Linked DNA regions of Homo sapiens: region 1 is linked to region 2. The links are chromatin loops, found by intact Hi-C in ENCODE. Cell type or tissue: HepG2. All regions are shown on one strand. Each heading gives the region's core, and the rest is flanking DNA. Links, peaks and the distances in the headings are about the cores only.

What was found. Peaks named below come from ENCODE experiments on the same cell type or tissue, not always from the same donor. Only the 100,000 strongest peaks of a DNase experiment are listed, where the experiment ranks them.
Region 1: it touches region 2 in a loop (3-fold over the local background); 14 of 110 quality-filtered maps call a loop at or near these places.

What each region holds. Positions count from the first base shown.
Region 1 is chr12:46,575,959-46,578,775 of GRCh38, forward strand. The region is part of intron 3 of SLC38A4-AS1 (SLC38A4 antisense RNA 1); the gene reads left to right. Among named protein-coding and RNA genes, the nearest start is that of SLC38A4-AS1, 190 kb to the left of the region's middle. In HepG2, for the core only: no CTCF peak of the experiment used is centred there; a DNase peak (open chromatin) is centred at 1,253.
Region 2 is chr12:46,656,080-46,658,896 of GRCh38, forward strand. No RefSeq gene overlaps it. Among named protein-coding and RNA genes, the nearest start is that of SLC38A4, 170 kb to the right of the region's middle. In HepG2, for the core only: no CTCF peak of the experiment used is centred there; no DNase peak of the experiment used is centred there.

The DNA of each region.
Region 1 (2,817 bases), core at 99-2,598, 80 kb before region 2:
TGTTTATTTTCGCATTAGTGTGGACCTGGTCTTAGAATCTTCACCACAAAGAGCGTTCCAATCAAAGAAAGAAGAAGGAAATATTCCACTATGGGGGGCAATCAAACAACTAGCACTGCCCTAGACAGGAAATTAGGAAAATAAAGATGGGCACTAGCTGTAATTTAAACAAATTATATTTTTCTTTATGTGATAATGGGAGATAATTATCTCCCAAAGTTCTATTGGGTGAAAGAAAGCTGGTTTTGGTATTTTCTTATCTATTTGTCTATTAATCTTTCTGTCTATTCTATCTCTCTCTCTCTCTCTCTCTCTCTCTCTGTCACTTATCAAAAGAGGGCCAAGAATTGGACTTGTTCAGTGATTGTAGGGTCTGTCTTTTAAGCATATATCTGTTTAATATATTTTTGTTCATGCCACCCTTTACATAATTATAGCTAAATTTATTGAGTTCTTAATATGAACCAGCCATTTTAACTTGGAAAATGGAAAAAAAATCATTTAACCCCTAAAAAATCATAATGTTGATACTATTTTTATATTACTTCTACTTTACAGGTGAGGAAACTGAGGTTCGGAGTAGTCAATATCTTTGCTGAAGGTCCACAGGCGAATACATGACTGAAGTGGGATTTAAACCCAGTAGTTATTACTCCGAAGTTCGGTCTTTTAATGTTAGGATAAACTGCCTTAACAGCTTTTATATTATTGTTTGTGATGTTTTTTGTCTCTCTTACTTGATAGTGAGATTCTCAAGAGCCTAAACTGGGTCTTGTATATTTTTATACTCCTCACAATACTTCTTACAGATTAGTACCTTGAACATAGTAAGTGACCAGTACCAGATGGAAAGCAATGTTCGTATAGTTGAGAGTTGGAAGCCTAGGTATCATGGCAATTAAGAAACAACTTAGGGTCCCTGTAAATCTCACAGGCTTATGTGCATTTATATATATGTATCTTTTATTTTTTGCAAATTGAAATAATGCAAAAAATTAAGAAGAAAAAATAACTAGAATGCTAAAAAATTCTATGATTCAGTTTCAATCTACTGTTTTAGTCAATGCCCCACGTTTGATATTCTTTTTTTTTTTTTTTTTTTAACAGCAAGGACTTGTGAAACCAACTTGGAGTAGAGGTTTTCCAGGAATATTTAGTGAAGACTTGGGGGGAGTTGTTTGCTTTTGACTTGGAGAATAGAATCTGCTGCCAGTGATTAACTTGAGTGCTCTCCTGGAAGATGAGCTTTGACCTGGGGGTACTCAAAGGGAAAGTTCACTGTTGCTATTGTTCCAGAGTGGTGTAAATATCCTGCCAAAACTCTGGGTGAGCTAGACTCAGACACATTTTCTCTTTGACGTTAGAGTCAGACAGGCAGGAATTGGCCAAGGTGGTTTGTGCTTAGTGGCTTTCTCCAATCTGAACCCTTGCCAGTAAGGCCCTAAGGCAATCTCAAGTTAAATTCATATATTGATTTCAGATTTCCCATGTCTTGCACCATAGTTACACTATATACACATCTTATACCATGTTCACTGATGGGCGAGGTCGCTGCCTTAAAAGGCAATTCATATTCATGAACATACTCTTCTATTCTGCCTCTGTCCTTCTATCTCTGAGAGAGCCAGTTAAGCCAAGGTCTTTTGTATAGATTCAACAACTCTCCCTGGAACATGTCTGAACATGATGGTTCTCAGGTTTTGATTTGTAATGAGAAGTAGAACACTTATTTAGGCCTGGTAAGGTAGCTCCGCCAAGTCTAAGACAGAAAGCTCTTTGCTTTTTGCATCTAAGGCCTTTGACGGACTTTTAGTAGGATGGGTTCATTGGCTGTTTGGTTCCTCAGGAGCATGTAGGGAAGAGGGTGGGTTGATAGAATGGGATTTGAGTATTTTTTGGTTCCTGGTTATCATACTATCTAAACTGCACCAATTTATCTTTAACCTCAACAAATACTGTCAAAATTTATAACATTATCCCGAAAATTTCAGGGTTAATAAAATATAGAAAGTTCTATCTTAACACATGTTGATAAACAATAATGTGAGTTATGTAATCACACAAGAGTAGTTAGGCAAGCACAGACTGTAAATAAAATAGGTTTTTGGTGGATGGATTTATATAAATATAATTAATTTGTTGTTTAGCCCACGGGTATTTTTCCTCCCTTTGTGAAGTTCTGTTTAATGGAAACAGAAAAGTTCCCTGTTTAAGATGCATTTTAGGATTGAAATTTGTCATTGATTATGGAATGTGGTGAGGTGGAAAGAGAACAGGTCTGAAGGCCAAAAATCCCAGGTTTCTCACATCAACTTATTTTGTGAATTGAAACAATGGGCAGCATCACCATCTGTAAAGTAGAGGAATTAGCTGTGGTTTCTACACTGCTTTCCCCATCCAGCAAGCTATGTTCAATGTGTCCCTGTTTGAAAGGGAACACATCTTAGACTGAAATATGCTTGCTGGAAAACCTTGGATTTCAGAAATAGAAAAAAATTATTTATGGCTCCGAACATTCCCTCACCCCTCCTTCTCCTTTTGGTAAAATGTGGATGGCATAGTAAGGAGACTATGACTCAAGAGTAATGTCCTCAGCTTCGTGGAAATCATTTCTCATTTTCTTCTAAGGTTAGTGCCATTGGCTTAACACACTTTCCTCTTCCATTCTCAGCCTCCCCTTCAATTAATATCTCAGTAATAAGCTAGTTTACTGTCAAAAATCCCAGAAATAGCTTAGTCTTAGTTGCAACTCCATGGGCAACAAAGACAGTTTTAGGGGCCTGATTCCTCGGGGCCAAGCAGCCATGATGTACAGCA
Region 2 (2,817 bases), core at 154-2,653:
GAGTTGAACTGGGGCAGTGTCTTCAACTACAGCATGACTGTTTTGGAGAGAGGATCTTGCTCTGCTGCCCAGGCTGGAGTACAGTGGCACAATCACAGCTCACTGCAGCCTCAACCTCCTGGGCTCCAGTGATCCTCCTGCCTCAGCCTCCCAAGTAGCTGAGACCACAGATGTGAGCCACCAAACCCAGTTAATTTGTTTTGTACTTTTTGTAGAGACAGGGTCTCACTATGTTGCCCAGGCTGGTCTCAAACTCCTGGACTCAAATGATCCTCCTGCCTTGGCCTCCCAAAATGCTCGATTATAGGTGTGAACCCCTGCGTGCAGCCTACAGCATGACTTTTAATGTTTGATAGTCATGTGCCTTTAGACATTTTCATAATTCATCCTGGAGAATGGTAAAAAATAAGTTTTGTTGAAATATAAAAAGGCCATTGAAATGTCACAGAGTGGTTTACCTAACAGTAAATTATATAAGGCCTGAAGGTAGGGGTGGGAGAGGGGATATTAGTCAGGAATTTCTAGTAATTTGAAGCCATGCAAAAACAACAATGTTCTCAGGCATTATTGTGTTTGTTGCTAACTTTTGGCCGAGCGATTTTGAGAGTTTTTAGCTCTTCCCAGTCTGGGCAGTCACATTGGGCTTGTCACTTCTGCCTCTCACTTGTGCTGTGTTCATGCCCTGGATGGGTGCTCTTGATTGGCTGCTGCCTTACCCACCCCTTGGCACAGCTGCCTTGAGGTCTGCCATGTTCATTGGGGCCCACTCTGCTAATTTATTTTGCCAGCTTTGTGCTTAAATTTCTTCTAGATTCAGAGCTTTGATTGAAGGAATATAATATGTCACAAAAATAGCTGGTTTCATTTACCAAATACTAATTTTTTGCAAGATGATAGTTCTTTAGAAGGAGATATTTCCTGAATGCTAGTTAGTTATAAAATTTGTTTTACATAAGTTTGTTGAATGTTGTAATATTTGTGAAAATAGAGGTGGGTGCATAATGTCATGGTTTGTTAATTGAATGCTGACCTAAATAACGATACGATGGTGTAATGGGAGGAGTCCTGGACTAGCAGGCAGGAAAGGTTAGCTCTTGGTACTGCTTGGTTGTGACCTTTGGCAATTCCCTTGACCTCTCTTGGCCTCAGTTTCTCTACAGAACTAGATAATGCATAAGGCTCCTTCTAACTCTATAAGCAAAGTTCTAAGTCTATGTAGCTGGAAAGCTTGCAAAATCAGCAAGGGTGTGTGTTTTTATTCACATATCTTAAACTCATCTCCTAGAACTTTGGGTCAAAATTGACCTTGTGAAAAATAAAACCAAACAGTTGAAGGCTCTAGCTTATCTGACACCCTAACTTAATTTTGATCAAATGTTGTTTTTATATGAAATAGATTACTAAGATAATAATATGCTTGGGTAAAAGGTATTGGCTCTAGACAAAGGAATTGTTTTTTTTAGCTCTGCCAGTTCTTATAAGGGAAAGCTGATATTTTCATCAGGAATGGGGTACAGTCTCCCTTGGGAGAGCTCAATGCCATGTAAGCCAACACATATATTGCCCCAGGACTTAAACAATTCTATGCTGGAGATAATCAGAAATATGCACATATTTCTTTTTTCTTAAGCAATACCCAACAAATTCAGAAAGTTGTCATATTTGAATTGTTTTCCTTTTCAGAGGAGGGATGTGCAATACTGAATAAGGAGAGAAATACTTTTCTAGGAAGTATTTTTCGTTTTTTGTTTTTTTTTTTTTCAGAAAAAAACCACTTTTGAGGCACAATTGTCATAAAATGTCACTTGTAGCATGAAGCAAATATAGAAACTCTGTCCCTTTGCAGATAGGACTGCCTGTTAAGTGATGGCCGGTCAGACTTACTTGATGACTCAGTACAGTGAGAGACAAGCATTAGAGCTGTTAGTTGTTACTAACACTAAGCAGAATAACAGAAAACAGGCAAAATAGGGTCAAGTAGAATTGTCAATTTTTGCCTTTCAGAGTCATTAAAGGGAAGAACTGGGGCTGAGTCGTTAGAATAGGTTAGTTGTTTGAGTTATTCCATCAATCCGAAATTAGAATTACCTTCATACCTTCCTTGCCTTTCCAAACTTCTGGGCCATGTCACTGAGAGTGGCCAGGACTCAGCTGATCTGCAGCAGGGAAACCACCCCCAATCTGTGGCTACTCCTATACTTAGGCTTAAACTGGACATAAGGCCATTTCATACAATTTCAGATGTTTGTGTTTTGTCTTTGCAACATGATATATATGGTTAAAATAATATAATTAATTTTTAATATTGTAGCTTATTGAAAGATAAAAAGTGAGCCTTGCTGCTTTTTTAGCTATTCTTTTGGACACAGCTACTACAAGAAGAGAAAATATTGGCAAGCCAGGGGTTAAGGTACTACAAGGAGGGAGCAATTTTCTCTCACCTCACGAGGAGGAAAAGACCCAATAATGGATTTTACTTCCCTCCTCGATGTATTAGATTTTACGGGAAATTTAACATGGTATGTCTTTTGTATCAAATCACAGAGTGAGGGCTTTTCACTTTGAGGAAATCCTATACACTAAAAAAGGAATTTAGCAGTTAGTAGGGTAAAATTCACACAAGCAAAAGTTTTATTACTTTACAAAAGGCTCTTTTAGTGAGCCAATCCCAGTGCTTTAAAAAGAACATGTTAAGTGAGGAGCATAAGCCTGTTTCCTGAGTAATGACTTCAGTTAAATTGACACACACATAGCCAAATGTTCTTTGTGCCTGGCAGGACCCAGGAGAAATCACCTAATTTATAACTATAATGCCCA